Regions from separate parts of the Mus musculus genome. Here all the other regions are linked to region 3. A link is a loop called in an ENCODE intact Hi-C map of the cell type or tissue named here. Cell type or tissue: heart. All regions are shown on one strand.

The links. Hi-C counts contacts between places; a loop is a spot of excess contacts. Peaks named below come from ENCODE experiments on the same cell type or tissue, not always from the same donor. Only the 100,000 strongest peaks of a DNase experiment are listed, where the experiment ranks them.
Region 1: it touches region 3 in a loop (8-fold over the local background); 10 of 42 quality-filtered maps call a loop at or near these places.
Region 2: a loop joins it to region 3, with 4 times the contacts of the local background. A loop is called at or near these places in 7 of 42 quality-filtered maps.

The regions. Positions count from the first base shown.
Region 1 is chr5:111,569,664-111,577,663 of GRCm38, forward strand. No RefSeq gene overlaps it. Among named protein-coding and RNA genes, the nearest start is that of C130026L21Rik, 7.9 kb to the right of the region's middle. RefSeq lists an enhancer at 7,642-8,000. In heart, CTCF peaks have their summits at 3,331 (motif pointing left) and 7,942; DNase peaks (open chromatin) are centred at 3,978, 4,988 and 7,998; H3K27ac peaks cover 2,010 bases; H3K27me3 peaks cover 4,858 bases.
Region 2 is chr5:111,616,081-111,624,080 of GRCm38, forward strand. No RefSeq gene overlaps it. Among named protein-coding and RNA genes, the nearest start is that of C130026L21Rik, 39 kb to the left of the region's middle. In heart, a CTCF peak has its summit at 4,650 (motif pointing left); DNase peaks (open chromatin) are centred at 4,061, 4,741 and 6,601; H3K27ac peaks cover 788 bases; H3K27me3 peaks cover 926 bases.
Region 3 is chr5:111,410,924-111,418,923 of GRCm38, forward strand. It overlaps Mn1 (meningioma 1), which reads left to right and starts at 6,377. Exons shown (of 3, transcript NM_001081235.2): 1 at 6,377-6,740; 2 at 6,896-8,000. The coding sequence starts at 7,243. In heart, CTCF peaks have their summits at 3,458 (motif pointing right), 5,334 and 6,352; DNase peaks (open chromatin) are centred at 3,458, 6,288, 6,998 and 7,706; H3K4me3 peaks cover 3,329 bases; H3K27ac peaks cover 3,525 bases; H3K27me3 peaks cover 1,878 bases.

The sequences.
Region 1 (8,000 bases), 160 kb after region 3:
GTTATCCATCATTCCCAGCTCTGGAATCTGAGCTCCAAGTTGAGGAGGCGCCCAGGAGAAGGAGGCTACAGGGTAGAAATTGAGAGGACAGGAAAGGACTTCCCCAGGCTAGCCACATGTAATTGGATTTGGTCTACAGCTGCCGATCTGCTTCCCAGGAGTTCCCATGCTGGGAACTTGGAATCAAAAAACAGGATGGACAGAGACTTCTCACAAGTTCTGAGCTGAGGTTCCCTGCTTCCTGAGTCCCTGAGCACTTGGGGCTCTGCTATTCAGGGAGTCCCACCTCTCCCTGTCTATCCTGACCAAGAGTGGGTGGGAGCGGTGGTCATGACTGGAGAGTACACTGGAGTGAGCTGCACACCTACTACAAACAGGCACAGGTTGACTGCTTCAGAGACACATCCACACACAATCCCCCCTCCTCCACCCCCTGTGAGATGGAGGCTTCAGTTGACAAAGAAGGAGGCCCACAGAGGTGGGGTCACCTGTCTAAGACCTTGGCTGGAAAGAGGAGGAGGAGGAGGGCAGCCTGCCTGCCTGCCATGGCTAGGCTTTGGATTTGTGGAGACTCAGCCAAAGGCTGTAGCCCACAAAGCATGGCAGGAATAAGGATGAGGAAGACGATGAGATGGTGAGAGGAGGAAGAGGAGGATGAAGAGGAGGAGGAGGAAAGGAGGAAGAAGAGAAAAGGAGGAAGAAGAGGAAGAGGAGGAGGAAAGGAGGAAGAAGAGGAAGAGGAGGAGAAGGAAACAGATGGAGGGCCCCTTCGTGCCACCCTTCCCAGGGGATGTGTGAAGAACTTGGCATTCTGTCAGGGTTAGCCTGGCCTCTGGGTGGTGGTGGTGGTGGTGGTGGTGGTAGTGGTGATGGTGGTGTGGAAGGTGTGATGGTGATAGTGATGACGGAGATGGTCGTATTGATGGTGTTGATCATGGTGATGATATTGATGGTGGTGATAAGGGTGGTGGTGAGTTCTTTTCAGTGTTAGCCATGGAACCTGAGGCTTTATGCCTGTTAGGCAAATGTCCTATCACAAATCACTTTGAGACTAAACAGAGGTGACTGTGGGACACTGAGCTTTGATTAAATTCCTGTGTGACTCCGGGCCGGGATTCCTTCCTACTGATGCTCTGAAAGATAAACCACACTGGGGCAAGCTTGAGGGGTGTGGGGAAGGGACATACTGCACGTAGGGCACTCAAGCACGCATGCACACAGCCCAGCCTACTCTAAAAGTGTCTGAGGAAACCTGATGGGGCTGGCTGCCGGGCAGAGGTGAGCCAGGCTCGTGGTGCTTCTGCCAACCTTGGTGATTTATGCCCCTGCCCTGAGGGCTGCGATGTTTGTTCTTGCTCAGCAGGGAGGCCGGGAGGGCATCATGAAGAAGGTGTTTAATGAAGTGAGTAAATGAGAGGTGCTCAGCAGGACAGCCGAGGCCGGGAGCCGGGCCAAGGGTGTGTCCCCAGCTGGGATGCCTGACTGCCTGGTGCCCCGTGGCTGTGGCTTCAGCTGCCCATAGAAGAAGCAGCTGAGCCTGGAGGTTTGAGCAGTCAACTTCTTCATGTGCTGAGCTGCAAGGAGGAGGCCAGGCCAATCCATCTGGGTTCAAACCCCACTGGGTTCAAACCCCCTCTCAGCACTTTTGCCTCCGAATTCTGCCTCCAGAGCCTCCATTTCATTCCCTGAAGCTTGGAATGCAGAGGGAATTTCAGGAGAAAAGCAGTTGGGGGGTTGGGGGGGGGGAGAGGGTGTGGCCTTGGCACAGACAGCCAGATGCTGGGTAGACAAAGTTCTGGTCCCCACCCAGGGCAGTGAGTTGGCTCTTGAGGCCCACCTATGCCTGGTCCTGAGGCTGCAGGACTTCCTATAGTTATTCTAGGAAAAGAGGCCACTGGGCTTTGGGCACACAGCCCCACACACCAGCAGAGGCTGACAGGTGGGGGCTCCTGGGTCTGGTTAGGAGACTATGACAATTTGTGGACTGCAGGAAGGAGGCCAGGGTACAGGCAGAAGTAGGCAGGAAGTGCAGACTTTATTTCTTAGTTTTGTCAATTCTTGACCTAAGACAAACACATGGCTTGCACACACACACACACACACACACACACACACACACACACACACACACAGATATTCATACATATGCATAGACACATAGACACACAGATGCACACACATAGACACACACACAGATGCACATGTACATACAGACATTCATACACATACACACACATACACACATACATATACACACACAGACACACATACACATACCCAGACACACATACACACACAGAGACACATCCAGACATACATATACACCAACACACACAGATACACATATACACACAAACACAAATACACACAGACACATACAGATGCACACATATATATATATATATATATACACACAGACACATACACCAACACACACACACAGAGACACACACACAGACATATACACAAAGACACACATAGACACAGACACACACACTCATACACACAGACACACACAGATGTACACATACACACACAGAGACACACACAGATGTACACACACACATACACACACCAACACACACAGACACACACTCTCATGCAGAGATACACATACACATGCACAGACACACTTGTACACATACAGACACACAGACACAGACAAAGATATAGATACAGACACACACACACACACACACACACACACACACACACACACACACAGGGACAGATATGCACACACACCACACATTCACATACATTGTCTCCAGCAACTATGATTTTGAAGGTCTGTCCTACCTTAGGGCTGTTGTGCCTAGTGTGGCTTCAGAGCAGATGGGGTGGAGGGTGGTATGCATCGACTTGATTGACACACATGTTCTCCTCAGTGTGAATGCACAAGCTTCGCCTGGTCTGTCTTGTTCATATCCATCAGCATCTGCACACAGCCCGGCAGAGTGGGTGCTTATCAAGCATCGTATCCTACTCTGGCTCCAAGGGCTGTGCTCTTGCCATGGGCATTTTGCAGGTAGGAAAGAAGGTGCTGAGACAGGACCATTCACTCTCTTGAGGCTGCACAACGATGTGATGAGAATATGACTAAACCTTAACCACTGCTGTGCCTGTTCAATCTGCCAATCCAGCAAAAGGGAGCACTCTTCTGGGAGCACTTCTCACACCTGGATCAGGCCTCAACCTAGACCTCCCTGCTCAGATGTCTCAAGGGTTCTCCCCTCAAGCTCAGCCTTCTAAGCCTCTTCCTGCCTTGTAGGCCTCCATGGGGTAAGGGTAAGAAGGGACCTGAATCCTGTCTTAAAATGCCACCTCCTGGTTTCTGTCTCAGTTGCATCCTGGGTGTCTATCTGTTCTTGATCTCCAAGGTCCACATGCTCACCTGCAGGGCTGTTTGTCCTGCTTTGTGAAACCCACCGCATTCTCTGCCTAATGTGGTCTGGTCCAGTCTTCAGGGACCTTTGAGACACCACACCTCAGCTAACCTCCCACCCAGCGGGCATCTATGGAATGCAGACCAGAGACTGGGAACCAGGGAAGGAGCAGCAAGAGCAATGACTCTTGGGAAATGTATCTTTTCCCGCCTCCAAAGCCAAAGCAGGTCAAGGGATTTAGTGCTGGCACCTGATCCTTCACCCTGGACCCAGGACACGCTCTGCTCTAAGGAGGGCTCATACTGCCCCTAAAATGAGGAGTGGGCTTGCTGTCACCGCAGTCATATAAACAGATTCTAGACAGCTCCTCACAGTGCTCCTGGTGTGAGAAGAGGCTCCTCCCCAGGGCCGGGTGCTTAGACTGTGGGCTGGGAGCTGGCCAGGCCCCGCCCCTCAGCATCACCGGGCCCGGAGCTCTGTGGCTCCGAGCCCTCTTCTCTCAAGCATCCTCACTCCCAGAACATGTCGCTCTGGCTTCTCAAACCTGTTGGGTTTTGCCAGGCACCCCCATCCCAGGGGCAAGAGAGGACTCCTCCCCACCTCCCTGTGGGGCCAACTGCTGTTTATGAAGTTGTTGCCCTGGGTTGCCAGGGTGATACTGGGCCACACCCCATACCGCATCCACGCACTTCCCACCTTTAAGTAAGATGGGACTTTTGTTTTGGCAGCCACCACGCCTCTCCCTCTGGGGTGGCTCCCGTGTGTGGGAAACTTATCGAGGTGTTTCCAGTTTCACTGAGCTCAGTGGATTCCTGGTCCTCCCCTCTGGCTCCAGTTGGCAGTGTAGAATTTATTAAAACCTAGGTTCTGTCTGGGTTGAGTTCGAATCCCGACTCATTCGGGTCAGTAGTGTCTCCCAGATCTCTCTTAACTCTTGTGCCTGACACAGGGGCATATAGTTCAGGTCCTGGGGGATCTTTGCCTCCTCCTGCGTTGCACAGAACCCAGTTCCTCTTTATTCCTCAGGGGGCCAGAGCGAATCACAAAGAGACCTGCTTAGGCCGGTGGGGTGCACACAGTACCAACCTACCCCGAGCTTTAGGTAGGTCGCATGTACATACCACAGCGTGTTTCCCAACCAAAGTTGGGGTTAGGCCAAGTCTTTAGTTTTAGACAATTCCTTATTCTTGGTTTCTTGTGATTCCTTAGAGTAAACGCATAGGTGGGACAGTGACCATAGGCACCAGACACCCACTCCCAGCTGAGCATCTCACACTCTGCCTGGGAAGGAGGGGCAGCGTTAGGGGAAGGCAGAGAAAGGGGCCAGGGGCAATCTCAGGAGTCATGGCCCCGCCCAGAGCAGCTGGACCTGGTGAAGAAGCACAGGCTTGTGATTTGCAGGCTCTTTCTTCCTGGGGGGAGCCAGGAGAGGGTGGGGGAGGAAAGGTTGATGCTCCATGAGCTCAGAGACAGCCAGGCAGAGGCAGGAGCAGCCTCTTTGTTTACACCAGGAGGGGCTTCTGACTTCACAGCCAGGGTATTTTGGGAGAAGCTGTCTTTCCCACATCTGGACGGGGGCAGGGCCCAGCTGCTGCTGCTATCTCTGCTGTCCCCCGTATTCACACAGTTGTCACGCATGGGGGAGGTGCTGCAGAGTGCTACGGGGCCCAGGAGCCATCTGATTTCTTCCCTTCTGCTGTTCTAGCGTCCCCAGACAGTGAAGTCACAGGGATGAGGTCCAAGGACTGGGAGTCCCACTGTAAGCTCCTTTCCTCCAGTGCTGGATTCTCATCTGTCTTTGCAGGTGATGAGTTACAGGTAGAGAGGGTGTGTAGAGATCCCAAATTCATCAGCCACTCAGTAGGGTGGTATCTTCCTTCTCTACACCCTGAACTCTGCAAACAGGCAAGCTCAGGGCCCTTCTTGGACTTTATCCCAAGTTTACCACCGAGGTGCTTTTCTGGTGAGCACGCTTGTGGCTTGGACACATACTCACACAAGTAGAGCACAGATATATCCAGACTCACAGTCCTTCGCACGCAGTGATGGGATATTGCAGCTCCTGGACCTTAACACTGGGAAATCTCCGGTTCCCTGGGCCTCTCTGTGTACAATTGTTTGTCTGGGGGCACCTCATATCATGTGTTCTCCCCATGGCAGGTGAGGGGCTTCATCACGTCCATTTCCTCTGAGCCTGGCATGGGGCTACCTCAGCTTGCTCCTAACATTGATCCCCAGGGTCAGGGAAAGTCCTGTCCATGGTTGGCCAGGTGCCATTTGAAAAACATAAAATGGTAGGTACAAGCTCACTAACAAAATGAAAGACCCCAGCCGCAGTGGCAGAACTCTGACACCCAATCCCCAGCTCTAGCATCAGAGGCAGGATCCTGATACCCTAGTACCTAGCCCCAGCCTCTACGGCAGGACCTGACACCCAGCTTAGAAGCAGCCAATGTTTGTAAGGTGGAACTCACACTTGAGAATTTTCGGCATGTGCTGCTATTGTGTGTTTCTAAGCTTCTCGGAACCCAGGGTTCAAAGTCCTTGCTCTACTGAATGTGGGCCCAAAGTTCACAGGTTGGAGTCCTAACCTCCAATTAATATGGTGATGACACCTGCAGTGGGGTCTTTGGGAGCCGGAGTGGTGTCAAGGGGGTCCTGAAAGGGGGATACATATGATGATTAGAGACATAGAAGATCAGGAAGAGAGAGAGGCCCAAGGTTCTCCCTTGCCCTTGCCTCTCATGGAAAGGGTCAGCCACTGCTCTGCAGGACACACTTCAAAACCTTCACAGTCACAGTCACAGACACAGACACAGACACAGACACAGACACAGACAGACACAGACACAGACACAGACACAGACACAGACACAGACACAGACACAGACACAGACACAGACACAGACAGACACAGACACAGACACAGACACAGACACAGACACAGACACAGACAGACACAGACACAGACACAGACACAGACACAGACACAGACACAGACACAGACACAGACAGACACAGACATAGACAGACACAGACACAGACACAGACAGACACAGACACAGACACAGACACAGACACAGACACAGACACAGACACAGACACAGACACAGACACAGACACAGACAGACACAGACACAGACACAGACACAGACACAGACACAGACACAGACACAGACACAGACACAGACACACTCCCAGACACAGTGTGATGAGCCATGCAAACCTCTATTCTTTCTAAACAACTGCTCTCGGGTATTTTGTTGTGGGAACATAAAACAGACCAAGACAGAGCTGCTTGTGATGGTCAGCCTTGATTATCAGCCCCATGGAGCTGAGACATCTGTTTCCTGGTACTTAGTTAAGTATCCTCTGTGAGGGTGTGTCCAGACTGGTCCAATGAAGGGAGGAAGATGAGTCCTGAATGGGGGTGACACCTGCCATAGCCTACTGGCCTAAGCTGGAATGAACAGGAGAAAACCTGCCATGTAACAGAATTCTCTCTGTCTCTGTCTCTGTCTCTGTCTCTCCATCTCTCTCCCCTCCCCCTCCCCGATCCCCCTCTCCCCTCTCCCCTTCCCTCCCTCTTCCCCCTTCTCCTCCCCTTCCTCCTCTCTCCTCCCCCTCCCTCTCCCCTTTCTTCTCCCTCCTCCCCCTCCCCTCCATCCTTCTCCTCTTCTCCTCCCCTCCCCCTCCCCTCCTCTCCTCCTCCCTCCTTCTCCTCTTCTCTTCCCCTCCCCCTACTCCCCTTCCCCCCCTCTGTGTGGTGTGTCTCCCCACCCCCTTCATAGCTGCACAATTGAGCTTTGAACTGAAACCTGAGCCTAAAGAATCTCTATGTTGTACACGTTAGATATTTTGTCTCAGTGGCAAAGGTCCATTTGAGCCATCTTATGCCAGCATGGAGTCAGAGATGTTGGGTGGTTTGTCTGAAGCCATACAGGAGATACAACTCCTGCCGTGGGCCAAGGCAGAGCAGCTTTGGGAAGGCTGAGCTCTGTGGGAGCTTCACTCTGGGGTCTGGGTATGTCCTCATCCCTCCAACAGGCTTGGCCCTGCCTGGTTGTGGAAGGAGGCCAGGATAAGTTCACAGGCACCATTCTGTCTGTCCAGTGTGTCCCCAGAGGTAGCTCTTCAGTGATGCTAATTCCCTGTTAAAGTTGAGAGGCCAAGGCTCTGAGAGGTAAAAGCCAAGATGCTCTAGAGAACATTAGGTGAGGAAGGGGCAGGACTGGAGTCTGAACCTGACTAAGCAGTGGACATGATAGGGGAGACACAGCTTCCTGGACCTGTGCAGAGGATGCAGTCCCATTGATGGCTTTGCCTCCCTCCCCCACTAGTACCAGCTGTCCATTCTGTTTCTTCTGGGTTCTGGGCAGAAGTGGCCATAGGGCCCTTGTTGAAATGTGGCCATTTTAACTCCAAGGGTAATGTTCTGGCCCTTGTGTGTCCCTCCACCCCTCACACCCCGGCTGCACCATCCTGGACTGGGACAGGAGCTTGCTTCCTGCCTTCAGCTCCCAGCCTCACACTTCTCTGCAGGCCACAGCCCTGTCTTCTCAACGCAAGGCGGCTAAAGGTCTTGGGAATTTTTGTAAAACTCTTAAACCTGGC
Region 2 (8,000 bases), 210 kb after region 3:
TCTCTCTGTGTAGGTGTGTAATGTATGTTTGTGATGTGTGTGCAATGTGTGCGTATTTCTCTCTCTGTGTGATGTGTGTGGTGTGTGTGTGATGTGTGTATATTTCTCTGTGTGTATGTGTGTATATTTTTCTGTATGTATGTATGTATGTATGTATGAATGAATGTATGTATGTATGTTTGTGATGTGTGTGTGATGTATGTGTTATGTGTGTATTTCTGTGTTATATGTATGATGTGTGTGATATGTATGTGATATGTGTGATGTGTGTGTGATGTGTGTAAACTGTGTGTGTGATGTTTGATGTGTATGTGTGTGATATGAGTGTGGTGAGTGTGTGTGTGTGTGAGATATGTATGTGTGATGTGTATGTGCACATGTGTGTGATATATGTGATATATGTGGTGTGTGTGATGTGAGTGTGATGTGTGTGTGTGAATGTGTGTGGGGGTGACATGTGGAGGTCAGAGGAGTTTTGTGGAATTGGTTCTGTTCTCACACCTTCATGTTGATTCCAGGATTGCACTCAGCCACCAGGCATCTGTGACAGGTGGCTTTGCCCACTGAGCCATCCCACTTGAGCCATTCTTAGGGTTCTCTAACCCACAGTCGCACAATCCCTCCACATGCCAGTTCCATAGGTCTAAGGAGGTCAGGCCCATCACAGTGTGGCTGCATTCTGAGTGCCCATTGCTGTCAATGCCTCTCTTTCTCCCTCCCCCTCCCCTCCCCCTCCCCCTCTCCCTCTCTCTCAGCTGATGTGGTACCCACATTGTCAAAAGCAGCTTATGGTTTACGTGGGTGCAAGCTCCATCACTGGGACCTGAAGGCAGCAGGAGCTTGAAGCATATGGTCAACATGACACTTGCAGTCAGGAAGAAGAGAGAAGAAGGCTCATACCCAGCTTGCTTCTCCTTTCCTTTCAGTCCAGGCCTGACCCAGGGAATGGCATCCTCCACAATGGGCCTGAGTTACTATAACTAAGAGAATCTCTCAGGGCAGGCCCAGAGGCTTGTCTCCAAGGTGACTCTAGATCTCATCAAGTTGACAGTTGAGGTTGAACGTCATGGTGACTTAGAACAGGGTGATGGTTGGGAGGGAGAGAGGTCAAGGGGCAAAGAGAGATCTAGAAGGTGCAATCGTCAGAGACACACGAGGGTGTATCAGTTACCACAGCCGTAAGAAAGTCATGTAATAAACATCCCCCAAACAGCCAGTATATATGCTGGTCACATAGAGTCATATGGCCGAGCCACATGGAAGGACACCATGAGGTGACATGTCCAAGATCACGGGCCCCTCCTGCTCTGTGCTCTGATGGGAGAGCAAGGGCGAGGGTGACATGTCCACACACATTTAGGTGGCCCGCGGCCCACTCTCTCATGGAGACCTTCTCTGCTCCTGGAGTTCCATGCTGATCTCTCTCCTCCATGCCAATCCCCACTGAGACTGGTGTCACTTCCATAGTACACAGGGAAAGTGCCAGGTGGAGGGACCTGCCTGAAACCGCACAGCTAAACCAGGAAGGCTGAAATCTTATCTGTGATTGGCCATCATGCACCTGAGTGTTCGACATTTCCTCCCCGAAATCATCCTGTGGCCGTTTTAGGTGATTCCGAAGGTGTCCAGTGAAGGTCACCTGAGACTGATTTCTGAGTCTCCTCCCCCTCCGCTCTCACAGACATAGCCAGGCAGAGATGTCCTGTCTCCAAAGTTTGTTGATAATAAGGAGTGATATCTGGAAGAAACTGGTTCTCTGTAGCATGGGGCCTGGGCTCATCCTGGCCCCTCAGCTTACGCTAGGTGGCTGGGGGAGGGGCCCCAACATTTTGGACATTTGGCATTTCCTGTCTGTAAGATGAGAATCCTCTTTCCCTGGACGTCCATGGTTCAAGCCTGCTTAGGTCAATGGTGTCAGGTGACACACTTTCTACACAAGGTGAGTCTGTCCTCCTTGGGCTATGAGCAGCTCATCAAGAAGCAGGCCCAGTAGCCTTTGCCCTTTGGCATTAGGGGTCACTTAAATGCTTCTCCCCGGAACCCCAATGCTGAGCTCCTCCCAGAGTCCTTAACTTACTTGGCCGTTGGAGTGGATAGAACAGGAAGATGGCCTTCCATCTCACAGAGCTTGCAGGAATCTGACTGGGCTACAAAGCTCACCTGCTTAAACAATTCAGTGCCCACAGGTGTAGTGGAGTTAAGTGGGGCCACCATGCCCAGCCATGCCATCTCAGTGCTAATTGGCATCTCTCCCACAGGCATGACTGATCCTTCTGGACATTTTCCGTGCTCACATACATGCCCGAGTGGTTAGGCTTCTCTTCCCAGAGCCCCATGTGCTCACATGGTCTCAGCCTCCACTCCCTTCCCTGCTTCCATGGCTCCTTGTATCCCAGCAGCAGGTGACTTCTGTAGAAAAGGACAAGAATGTCCTTAGAGCCACCATCTTTCTCCCCACGAGCACTGCCCAGCACTGAGGTGGAGTCACACTGGGGTGAGCAAGCCCATTACCCAACTTGGCTGAAATAAGTTAAATATTTCCTTGGGACATCGTGGGTCTCCCAGATGTGGTTGTTAGCCTGGCTTACCCTCCCTCATCCAAGCTGAGGGCTTGTGGCCGTCAGGTGAAGCATCAGAGAGGCAGAGAGTTCACAGTGTGTACTTTTCTGGCCTGACCTACAGACCCAGCTCATTCCACCCACAGGGTTCCACAGGATCAGGGCTGCTGCAGCCAGCACCCTGGACATGATTCTTACAGCATGTGTGACTTCCACTGTTTCAGACAAGTGTGTGTGTGTGGGTGGGTGGGGGTGTTAGTCATGGACCCCATGTCCCTGCACCCTGTTCCCAGCAAAGCACCATGGTCCACAGGTGGATGGACTTTCTAGACCACGCTCAGTGAGCGAGGCCCATGTGGCACCTCAGCCACATGGGTTTGAGAGAACCCATTGTTCTGCCCACTGCTAACGACAGGCCTGGTGGTTGAGCTGTTTCCTTGTGGTCATTTGGTAGGCACAACGCAGGACCTTATTAGAGTCTGTTTCATCATGGGGTTTTTGTTTATAGGGTTGGAATTCTCAGACAACTCCAGCTTCATCTACTTGCTTGAGAGAGAGAGAGAGAGAGAGAGAGAAAGAGAGAGAGAGAGGTGAGACAGAGACACGCTGGAGCAAGATGATGGAACAGGTCTGAGACTCAGAGATGAGGAAGAATTCGGAGCACGCATATAAAGAGGATTCTGAGAGCTTCAGAGGTGGAGAGACTCACAAAGGAGGGCGAGGAAGGAGGAGGAAGTGAGGGGAGAGCAGAAGGAAGGGGAGGAAGGAGAGGAACAAGGAAAAGGAAGGAAGGAAGGAGAGGAAAAGAGGGGGAGGGGAAGGACAAGGAGGGAGAAAGAAGAGGAGGAGAGAGGAGGGAGAGGAAGGGGAGAGGAAAAGGGAGAAGAGAGGGAGGAGGGAGGAGGAGGGAAAAGAAGGAGAAGAAGGGGAGAGGAGGAGGGGGTGAGAAGGGAGAGGAGCAGGGAAAAGGAAGGAAGGAGGGAGAGAAAGAGAGGAGGATGGAAAGGAAGGAGGAAGCAGAGAAAAGGAAGATGGAGGAGGGAGAAAGAAGAGGAGGAGGGAGGAGGAAGAGAGGAGAAGGGGAAGGAAGGAGGGAGGGGAGAACGAAGAGAAAGAGGGAGAAGAAGGGGAAGGGAGGAGGGAGAAAGGTGAGAAAGGAGAGAAGGGAAAAGGAGGGAAGGACGGAGAAGAAAAGGGAGGTGAAAGAGGAGGAGGGAAGAGGGAGAGGAGGATGGAAAAGGGAAGGAGAGAGGAAGAGCAAGAAGAAGAGAGGGGAGGTGGGAGGGCAGGAGGGGGAGGGAGTGTGGGCACATGTGGCTATCCTTCTAATACCCCGTGGATCTCTTCAGTTAGGATCATGGCCTTCCTTTTCTCCTTCAGCGGCTGCAGCCAGGGATGGGCCGGTTTGGACCTCTCAGCTTAGCTCTGTGGCCAGACAGCCTGGCTGGTCTGTTTGAAAGGCCTTTCGTGCCTCCTCCCCATATCTTGGGGCTCTTGGCTCCGAACTTACCCCTTCCAGCCAAGGAAGAGATGTGTGTGGTGTGCAGCCCAGGCTCTGGGCCCCAAGGACAGACGTCAGGAAATAGCTGAGCTATGATGCGGCTCCCCTCCGATCTCATTTCCATAATGCTTGGGAAGAAAAAAAAAGTGTGGGGCTGCTGAGGCGGGCTAGGGCGTGTGGATTTGTTTGTTTTCTCAGGAATCAATCCTGTTCCCAAAGATGTTGCCTAGAGGCCCGAAGAGCCCCCATTTTCTGATGATTATATGTGCTGCATGTCAACATGGCCTGTGTGGCTGTGAGTGTGCACCTGTGGGGTGTGTGCTCAGTAAGTCAATCAACAAACAGAATCCTGGGTGCTCATTACTCATTCCTGTGGCTCATGTTCCCTTTTTTTTATACTCTCTCAGGAAAGAGGGAGTCAGCCTAGATGCCTCTCTATCCAGGAAGCCCTCCAGGAAGGACAGTGCTGCCTTCTCCACACTGTGTAGATGGCCCTTGTGAAATCCTTTCTCCTCCCTGGTTCACAGGTCAAATGGTTTTAACATTTTTATCTGCCCTTGACCACAGATGCTGCCCCCTGCTGGGACACTCTGGGCTCAGGGCACCTGCCTAATTTTCACCCCTGTACGCCACTGATTTATTTTTAATCTGTGAACATTTTACACGCCCTTGCGATGTCATCATGTGACTACAAGTACTGGCCAATGCAGGTCTAATTTTAGATAGCTGCTGTCCTGGGGACTCCTCCAGGAATCCAGGCTGTTGTCTGCGTGTTAGGTAAGGCAGGCTGTTCTGGGGAGCACTGCAGTGCTCCCGGGAGGATTCTCACTAAACCCGTTCAACATTAGCATCTCTAGTGCCTTTATCCTGACAGGTCTGGCATGAAGTAAGCATTTCAGGTCATTTGGTTTACTTGTCGGTCACGGTCACAAGCATTGAATACTCACTATGCTCTGGGCACTGAGGGTATGATGGGGGCGGGGAGGAGCTACCGAAGCCTGCCGAGGACCAATGCTCTGCTGTCCCCCAAGTCAGTCAGGACAGCCTTGGCTTAGTCTGCCCAGAGCTCTGCTGTGTCCACACAAGAAGTTGCCGAGTCTCTGGGTTTCCTATGGCACCTGAGGAAGGGCTCTAGGAAGGAAGCTGTGTCTAAAAGAGAGGAAGGCACTTCTTCATGAAGGGAAGATGACAGGCCAGAAGGGCAGCCACAGCACTCAGCCTCTTTTCCGTGTCACCTGTTTTGGGCTGCTGTCCCCATCCCAGCATTAAGCACCAAGTCCTTGTCTGAAGGAATCTGCATTGGTGAATGGGAGGCAGGAAGTATTGGAAATACTTTTGAAGTCACTGCAGCAAAGCTGAACCCTGGGCAGCTGGGGTCTGACTCCTACCTCCCACTTGGCATCTAAGGCATCCAGCTGTGACCAAGGTGATTGAGCTCTTTTACACAGCTCATTCCCTGCCCTGCCCTAAGGCTCCCTGCCCAGAAGCCCTCATCAAGGGTAGAGAAGAGCAGAGAGAAGCCCACGGGACTTACAGGCTGTAACCCTGAAATGCCAGCATAACCAAGAGGGTGGGTGTCACTGGCCATACCGTTGTTCCACGTGGGAGCACCGCCATGGTAGAACATGGGTTGATGGGGATGCAGAAGATGTCAGGGGAAAACCCAGAGCCCAGGCTGACCACATAGCTCAGTCCAGCCTGCTGTGTCGGGATCTTCCAGGGATCTGTGACTCAGTTTCCCTGAGTATCACTGAAGCAGAGTACAAGGAATGTTGTTTTATGGTTGGTGAGCCTCTTCCCCTTGGGGGCCCATCAGATCCCCTGTCCCAAGATGAGGTGTGGATGACCAGGAAGAGGCATGTGTGGGACTGTGCCATGGCCCAGCAGAGGCTGGGTAAGTGGTGTGGTTTCCACCATGAGGCCACCAAGCATGACAGGAGCCATGTCTACGAGGGAGTTCCAGAGTCAATTAACTGAGATGGGAAGACCCACTCTGAATGTGGCAGTCAGTCAGTGTCCCAATGGCAGGGAGAGACCTGAGCCTCACACAGAGGAGAAAATGAGTTTGGATTATCATCCATCTCTCCCCTCCTCCCTCCCTCCTTCCCCCTCCCCCCCCCTCTCTGCTTCCTTCTACCCGTGGATATAGTGTATCCTTTGCCTACCTGTGGATACATTGTAACCTTTGCCTCCTGTTCTTGGGCTGTGGCCTTCCTGACAGGCTGGGAGCCAAAGCAGACCTTTTCTTCCCAAGACTGCATTTGTCACAGCTATGAAAAAGCTAATGGAGAAGTGGCAACAGAGTAACTGTTACCCTGACTCAAATTCCTGAGAGTACCACCCGAGGGCGGGAAGAGCAGGTTCAACCCAGTTTCCGGGGCTCAGCATGGGGAGGATATGGTAAATGCTGACACACTCACAGCTGGGAGAGAGTGAGACAGAGAGGAGCAGGCATGGAGACAACCTCCAGAGGCCTGCCCACTATGGTGTGCATCCCTTAGAGGCCCTGCCTCCCGAAGTCTCCACAACTCCCAAAATAGAGTTGTCTTCTGGGAACTACGCCACTTGGAAAAGGAGAACCCATGAGGGACAGTTCATATTCAGACACCAACACAGGGCATCCAAGAGGAGCAAGCTGAACAGAGGGAGGGAAGAGACAGTCATTTAGACCTGACAGACCTGAGCTGCTGGAGCAAGCCTTGCTAGGTAGCAGTTGATTCTGTATCCTTCAACAGGTAATCTCTTTGTTGAGGATATTAGGCTGGGGAGTAGGGTTGTGGCAGAGTTCTTCAGGCTGGTTTGGAACACATAGTCCTTCTGCCTTGGCCTCCCAAGCTTTGGGTGACATCCTGGCATGCTTCCTCATGACTGAGTTCTAGGTTTCTTGGGGGTATGACTTACTGACACTTGGCATTCTTTACCACAGTCTGTACCTGTTAAGAACATGTCTCGTCCCATGTCCCATCTACACTATAGCCAGAAGGCCACCCACTCCTCTTGTCCTTCTATTCCTTCTTGAGTTTTTGGCCAAGGCCAGTTTGAACTGAGTTATTTGTGAGGGGCCTTTTGCATGTTCCATTTCCCCCTGCCCCAACCATCTCTCCTCTAGAAATGAGCTTAAGGTTTTCATATGCTCAGGTACCCTGCCACAAATGACCCTCAGTCAGGTGTCCATGTCCATCTGGGCCTGGCCATTTCCAATATGGAACACTGGTCACCATAGCAATAGTGGTGGTTGCTACCAGCAGGGATTCTACCCTTTTAGGCAACCTTCTCACACTTGGGAAGGGGAACGGGTGTTGAGGAGACACGCCCAGATCTTTTTTGTTTTTTGGTTTTTTAAAGATTTATTTATTTTATATGTATGAGTGCACTGTAGCTGTCTTCAGACACACCAGAAGAGGGCATCAGATCCCATGACAGGTGGTTGTAAGCCACCACGTGGTTGTTGGGATATGAACTCAGGATCTTTGGAAGAGCAGTCAGTGCTCTTAACCACTGAGCCATCTCTCCAGCCCCACACCCAGATCTTGAGATCTGCATTTGATGGAAGGTCAGTGCCTTGCATCCACTGTCATTTAGGCAGCTGGGGGTCTGTACTTGGTCTGTCTGCCAAACCACTGGTTGTTAAAGGGAAAGGGTATCCTTGGGGACAGGAACCACCATGGTCAGATGCGGCCATCATGGAAGGACAGCTGTGAGGGGAACCTGGATTCGGATCCTGCCCTACTGTGTGTCAGGATAGTCACTTCCCGATTACTTCTCTTCTTAGTAGACACTTTCTGTGTGCCTTAATGTGCAATGCATGTAGGGAGCTCTCACTGCACGTGGGGGTTTATGGGTACAGAGTCCTGGCCTGGTGGCAAACTATAGGGCCATCCATAGTGCTCAGGCCTCTGGTTGTGTAACTGGGGAAACCAAGTCACAGAAGCACACTCTGT
Region 3 (8,000 bases):
AAGGCTTTGGGATCTGATGATGGTCTGGGAGGGCAGAGCTGAGCATCTGTGAGGCCTGGAGCAGGTAGCCATACCTTTCAGGGTTCAGGGGCTAAGGATTCAGGGGGAATCCAGAAGTGTCTATGTGCTCAGAGAAGAGTCCCATCCAGGCACTGGTGCAGGCTTGTAACCCTGGTATTCCAAGAGGCAGAGGTAAGAGGGTCCTCAGAGTTCATTTCCAGATGGTTTATCTAGTGAGTTTCCAGTCAGGGCTATGTTACAAGACTCTTTCAAAAGAAAAAAAAAGTAATAAACAAACAAATAATAAAACAAAATAAAGATAAACAAAAACAAAACCCCAAAGAAAGGACTAGCTCTGGCTGCTATTGGGATGTCCCCTCTGGACAGTTGTCTCCCCTCAGCCTCTGTGTGCTCAGGGCAGCACTACCCCAGTGCCTGGCACATGAGCTTCAGTCACTTGTCAGCTGGGCAGCTTCGGGCTGTGCTGAACTGCCTTGTGTGGCACAAAGGACCCAGCACAGCCGAGCCCTGAAGCACCTGTGGAGTCCCCATACCCCTAGTGGCTGGGTACTGAGCAGTTGAATGGCCTATGGTGCCAAGAAGGCTTCTGTGGCACAGGATCCACCTGGCCCCAATAACCTTCCTTCTGAGGGGACAGTCAGTGGGTTTCTATGCTGACACACTAAGGTCAGGCTGCCCAGAAGGAAAAGAGAGGAGAGTCTCCCTCTAGGCTGAGGGCCTTCAGGGCGTCAGGCCGTGTTCCCTTAAGACAACAGCTTGGATTCCTAAGGAGCTAAGCAGAGTGGAGCAGAGAGAGCCTTGGTCTGGGTGCCAGCTGCTTAGATGCTACTTCTGGCTCATTTGCTTTGTGAGCTCGGGTGCATCGCTTCACCTATCCTCTGTGCCTCAGTTTAAAAAGTTTACAAAGTAGAGAGCAATGGAGCCTGCTAATAACCAACAGTGGCTGTTGGTTATAGTAACAGTGACCTACTAGTCTCCCTGCCTGCTATGACCCCGTCCATCACCTGAGTACCTAAACTAACCATCTATCTTTACCTACGAATCACCCGTTTATCACACATCATCCCCAGTCTATCATCTGTCTATCTACCCATCCATTCATTCATCTATCCACCATTCATTATCATCTATCCATTCTCCATCCAGCTGTCTATTTTCTATCTATTCACCTTTCCTTTTGCTTCTTTGTTTCTTTTTGTTTCCTTGTTGTTTCTCTTCTCTTTCATCACCTGTTTACCTGTCATCCATATATCCAATCCATCTTCTTATTCTCTCTCTCTCTCAACTAATTATCTATCTGTTTGTCTGTCCATCCATCTATCCAGTGAGCCAGGTTCTTTCTTGCGTATCTCCCTCTCCCCGACCCCTTTGTAGGCAACTTTGTAGGTGTAAGACACCTTATTAGGCTGCTGCCTGGTCAGGACAGTGGCAGTGGCTCTGAACCTGACAGTTATGACTCTCATACCCAAGCTGTTCTTACCAGGAACAAGTGGGCAGACCTGTTTCCCAGGGAGTCTTGTGCCACAAGATGAAACTTAGTCGTGAAAATAGTGTGGTATGTCCTGGGCTGGCTGCTTAGGGACAAACACAGGACTCCCTCTCTCCCCCTGGCCTGGTTTCCAAGGAAGCCAGGTGAAAATGACTTCTGGAACCACCTTGAAGGGCAAAGAAAGGAATGGTTTTCAGGTCTCTAGGAATTTGCTTCTGATCTTTCATGGTATTCATGAGGCCCACGTGTGTCCACCTTCTCTGATGCAGGTCTTGGCACTTTTGTTCTCCTGAATGCTGCCTGAAAATTCCCGTATCCTTCTAACTAGTTTCTTTATCTGAAAAGGTCCTTTGGCCTCATCTGAGTCTCATACTCCTATTCTATCCTCAAAACCCTTCAAAGCTTTGGGAAACCCTTTTCTACTTCTTTACCCTCTTATCACAGGTATTTTTAGCCCCTATTGATGGAATCTTTCTCATGTCCAAAAAAAAAAAAAAAAAAAAAAAAGGGGGACTTCTTTGATCTGATCTAAAGGTTGAAATTGTTTTCTGACTTTTCTTTTGCTGAGTTTCCAGATGGAACCTTCACATACAGTGGACGGCTAGAAGAGACACTCTTAGAAGATATCAGGTATCGGTGTGTAGAGAGGTGGAATTGTTGTTGCTTAGCAACCAGCAGCCTGTGGCTACAGGAAGGTCTCATCCCTTGTACCTACTAGTCAGCCAGCCCCTTGGTCTTCTCTCCTGGTCACACTGGGGCTGCCTGGAGGTTTCTGTCCAGGGTACCATCTAGACTGCTCCACTGACACTAGCTCGGAGCAGGAGCAGGAGCAGGGAGCAGTAAGGCATCCACTGAGACATCCACCTTTGATAGCTGGGCTACTGAGCAGGACTGAGTGAGACCATTGTTTTCCTCTGCGTTTTTTCATTCAAATGCAGAAGCAGACAGAGGCTCGATGAGAATAGTGGCTGGGAGGGAGGCTTACTCACCCAGCCACACGTGAGGTCTATTGGCTTTGCAAACACAATCAATGATCAATCACCCTTATGCTCCGGCATGGATGCCCCTTTCCAAACAGAAAATAGAAGCTCAGAGAAGGTAATATTTTGCCCAAGGTAACACAGCCCAAGAAGATAAGATTTAAACCCATAGGTCCATGAAGGACTTCATCTTGGGGCTACTCCGTGGCAAGATGTTGGATAAGCAGGCTTCTCCAGACCTTACAGAGGACGAAGCCAAGTGTCCAAGCTCTAGAGTGCATGGGAGATGCGGGGAAGGGAAAGAACATTTGTTGGGGAAGGATCCAGGGAGGCCATGCTAGCTTAGGCCTGGCAGTAGCCCCAGGATGCTGTCTGTGGACTGGAATTTGGGATCTGCTATTACCTTGCTCTGGGCAAATTCCTTGACCAAGAGAGGCATCTGTCAAATAGGTCAGGTCTGGACCTTGAAGGCACTGAGAAGATGAAGTCAGACTTTAGATGGGAAGCCCCCTGTATACAGCCAGATGAGAGGACACCTCACTGGCCTGTCCCTAGGACTGTCTCCTGTCTGTCTACTGCGCGTGTGCTGACAGGCACCCTTCAGATTTGTGTGGGCTGATGGGCAAATACGAGCATTGTGTCTCCTGCTCTCAGGGCTGTGCATTTTGAGCATGCGTATTTTTGTATGTGGACTTCAGAAGCCCTTCTTCAGCCCCAGTTGGAAGCTGTTCTGAGCAGCTAAGGGGACATTCCAGGCAGCTCCTCACATGTTACCAGCTCAGAGCACCCCAAAGTAGCCTCAGGGCCCCAGCCCATCTGTGTCCCTTCCTTCCTTTGCTGGTGCCAACATGCTCAGTAGTGGTGGTGTTGGTGGGGTACAGGAAGGGGGAGAGGAAGGAGAAGGCCCAGCTAGATGCCTGAGGCTCTGCAGCTCCTGGCTTGGTGCCGGCAGGGGCTCTGAGTCCGTTTGAGCACTAGGGGGCAATGTGTCTGTTTGAAAGAAACAGAAGCCAGCTCCAGAGGTGTGTGCACACACAGGCATATACAGGGGTGCCCACATCACAGAGGGTTCGAGCTGCGGTGCAAAAGGCCCCGCAGAAGAGCATATCCTCCTGCCAGTAGGACATCAGGCACACAAGGGCAGGGGTGAGGGCACCCAAAGGGCAGAGGCAACTGCACAGAGATACGTAGTTGCACACCCAGAGAGAGGTGGTGGCTGGGAGCAGACAACATCCACTTGAGTGCACACACACACACACACACACACACACACACACACACACACACCACAGTGGCCTCCAAAGATGCATGCATCTGCCATATATAGAAACACACAGGTGTAGGCTAGCCTCCTGGGGCAAGGACAAATGTAAGCGTAGTCCATTTATAGTGTTAAGGAAGGGGACCCTACCCACCCTCTTTCAGACACACACCCCAAAGTGCTGACTCTGGGAAAGAGCCTGGAAAATATATGCCCACCCCCTCCTCCCTTCAGATGTGGGGGCCCTCTACCAAAGAGTATGGAGTGACACCCCAAACCCTCAAACCAGTGCTTCCCAGACAGCAGGCCTGTGAGTCTTTCTTCCCAGCTCCTAACATCTCTTCCTAGTGCTCCAAACAGGCCCCCCCCCCACCACCTCCCGGTCCCCTCCAGAATACAAGACATTCCATCTCAACCTATTTAGAAGGCTACTGTCCGCAGGACAGAGGCACATGACCAGGTGTCACAGCTCTGCTACCTGGGGTCTCCTCCTGACATCTATTCCGGAACTCTTCCCCCTTTCTGCCCAGGAGGTTCAAGGGCCCTCAGCTCTGGGCCTGGAGGGTTAGTTGGGGGTGTCTAACGGGGTGCTCTTTCCTTTGTGCCTACACAGGCAAAGCCTCTGTCTTCTCGCTGGCTTTCCTTCCCTGTCACTTTGCTAAGTAATAATTTCCATGTCCAATTCCATTTCTTTTCTAGTTCTGAAACCTCTAAGCTATCAGCAAGAGGATAGTTCGCATGAAAACTAATTACACAAAATCAATATTTAATCACAGACCAACAACCTGATCCTGCAGAAAAATCCTTTTAAAACTCCACCACCCTGCACAAATACTTCTTCCCAATGCTTATTTATGGGCCCCGTTTTTTGGTGGGGGTAATTTTCATTTTTAATTTCAAAAGAAAAAAAAATCTGTAGACTGCAGGAAAAACCCGAGCTTGTTGCAGCTTCCTGAGAGCTTTTATTTCGAGTGTGTGAGGGTGGGGGTGGGGGTGAGTGAGTGTGTGGGGGATGGGTTTGTGTGTGTGAAAGAGTGTGTGTCTTGGGTGTGTGTGTGTGATTTCTTGAGACGTCTCTTGGGGCTTCCTGCCCCCCCTTCCTAAATCGAGCCCATTTTCCAACGTTTCTTTCCTCAGAAGCTCCAGGGAGTAATGAATCGGCCGCGAATGACACGGTAACTTTTAACTCATGCCCGCGACAGTGGAGTGCTTAATCTGAGGTTTTTAAATAAAAAGGGCTCCGGGTTGGTTTTATTATAACGTTTATTTCATTTCAGATTTCATGCGTAATTTAGCAAACGCTAGACAGACTTGGGCGATAAACACTTTCTTTTGTGGGGGGGGGGAAGGCATTTTTATACACCGTGCTTAATTTTATTTAGATTTAATAGCGATATCGGGGGCACTTCAACGAAAGTTTTTTTTTTTTCTTTTCCCCTCTTCTTTTAAGAATCCTGGCTTGCCAGCAAAATTGTCTCGCTTTATTTCATGACAAGGAAAATTAAAAGCCTTTCCGCCCCTCCTCCCCTACTTACACTTTGAGAGGAAAACTCGCACACGCATGCTGGCGCTTGGGTGCGCGCGCGTCCACAGAATAAACACCTCCACCTCCTATCACCTCCAACTTCTAACTTTTAATTGCAAGATAGATTTCAGCCTCTACTCCGTGAGGAGTAGAAAGATCTAAACAATTTTAAGTAAGATTATTGGGATAAATATTCCATATGAAATAGGGTAGGTATTAAATCACTCTTATTGATTTTAGTATCACAATCCAATTCCGTTCTTTGACCTCTTCAGTTTAATTGATCTTTTAAGGAGGCCAACTTCGCGCCCTTCAGGGCCTGGGCCTGCCTGCTTGTGGCCGCAGCAAGGTGTCGCCCCCACCCCCGCCCCCACCCCGTGCGCCCTTTGCGCGTCGCTCTCCTCAGGGTTTCGCATTGTCTCGCCTCGTCGCTCCCGCGCCGGGCTCACCCGAAGTGGCTCCACAAAGCGGCCGAGGGTGCGTGGCTTCTTCCCGGTGGAGCCAGCGGCAGAGAACCGGAAGCCGCGGACGGTGGGAGACTAGGGAAGGAGCGAGCCAGTCTCTGGTCGCAGAGACAACCTTACTTCGTGTTTCCCCTCGGCGATCACCTCGTGAACTTGCCAGGGCCGGCTCCCTGGGGCGCTGCCCCGGGCTGCAGCACAGGCGACACTTAGCGACTTTCCCTGGCGCGTCCGGGGACTCTGCCAGGCTACCCCATTGTCTGTGCGCCCCGCACAGCTCACCGCCCACCTCCCCGCCCCCTGCCCACCCCGCAGGTCGCGCTGGCTCCGGTTGGGGGTGGGGAGTTGAGAACAGCGTGAATGGGAAGGGGGCGGACAAAGCCTGGCTCCCGCCGTCGTCCTAGGCTCGCGCCCTCCCCAGCCGGGGGCACCTGGGGCGCACCCCCAACGCCGTAGCGCCGGACCCGGAGTAGCGCGGGTTGGTGGCCGGGCCTGCGCAGCCGGGACCCGGGACCACCTTAAGAGCGAGCCCCGCCCCCGAGCCCGCTCGGGCGGCGCTGATTGGTGCAGAGGTAATGGCTGGAATGGATTGCTGAAACGCAAAACTTGTTGCTGCTTCTCCCGGCGCCGGCGAGAGGCAGACGCGGAGCGGAATCCCGGACCTCGCAGCGCCTCGCCCGCCCCGCGCGCCCTGCTCGCCCGCGCGGCCCATTCCCGGGTCCGAGGGGACCCGTGGAGTGCGGAGGCGGGAACCACAGCTTCGGAACCGCCGGCCCCACGCCTCCCCTCCCGCGCGCGGCCCGAGACTCCCGCGAACTCGCGCGGCGACCGGCGATCGAGCCCGAGCCGCGGAGCCGCGGAGCCGCGCGTCTCCCGCAGCCTGCGTTCCCGCTCCGGCGCCCGCGTCTACTGCTGTGAATCCAGCACCGGCGATGAGGAGCGGAGCAGCCCGTCTTCCGAGCCGCTGAGGCTTTCGCCGCCGATCGCCCGCGGCCGACCGGAGGTGCGGGAGCCGGTGCGGCCCGGGAGCGGGGACTCGGGGCAGGGGAAGGACCAAGGGGCTCCGCTACGGCCCCAGCCGCCGCGCCGCGGACTCCAGAGGTGATCATTCTGCTCTTCCGTCCCCTTCCCTCCCCCCTATCTAACTTTTTGTCTCAGCTCGTCGGCCTCCAGGTCTCCTCTCCGCATACCCACCCGCGACCGTGCCATCGACCCGGGGCATGGGCCCCCCGACAAGGCTCCAGGAGGCGCCGCGGCCTCGCAAGACGTGAGAGGCCCGCTTGGGTCGATTTCGAGGTTCCGAAGAGCAGCGGAGAGAGCTCCTAGCCAGCGCCCGCGCGCTGGGCCGGGCGGCAGTGAGCGCTGCGCCCCGCGGTGCAGAACGTCCCGGAGCGCCGGAACCTCGGCTGAGGCGAGTACCTGGCCGGAGGCGCGCGGCGGAGCAGGCTGTCATGCCCTATTGATCCCCTCCCGCCCCCCCCCCGCCCCCCCCGCCCCCGCCAAGTATGTTTGGGCTGGACCAATTCGAGCCCCAGATCAACAGCCGGCACGCTGGTCAGGGCGAGGGGAACTTTAACGAAGCCGGACTGAGCATGAACGCCCACTTTAAGGCTCCTGCCTTCCACGCCGGGCCTCCTACTGGCCCCGTGGACCCTGCAATAAGCGCTCTGGGCGAACCCCCGATCTTGGGCTTGAACATGGAGCCCTACGGCTTTCATGCGCGCAGCCACTCCGAGCTGCACGCAGGGGGGCTGCAGGCGCAGCCTGTGCATGGCTTCTTCGGCGGTCAGCAGCCTCACCACAGCCATCCCGGAGGCCATCACCCGCACCAGCATCACCCCCACTTTGGGGGCAACTTCGGTGGTCCGGATCCAGGTGCCTCATGTCTGCACGGGGGCCGGCTGCTTGGCTACGGAGGTGCAGCGGGCGGCCTGGGCAGCCAGCCTCCCTTCGCAGAGAGTTATGAGCACATGGCGGAGAGCCAGGGGCCGGAGGGCTTCGGCCCGCAGCGGCCAGGAAACCTCCCGGACTTCCATAGTTCGGGCACCTCGGGCCACGCCGTGCCTGCCCCGTGCCTGCCTCTGGACCAGAGCCCTAACCGGGCTGCCTCTTTTCACGGCCTGTCCGCCTCTAGCGGCTCGGATTCTCACAGCCTGGAGCCCCGGAGGGTGACGAACCAAGGAGCCGTAGATTCCCTGGAATACAATTACCCGAGCGAGCCGCCCTCAGGACATTTTGACATGTTTTCACCCTCTGACTCTGA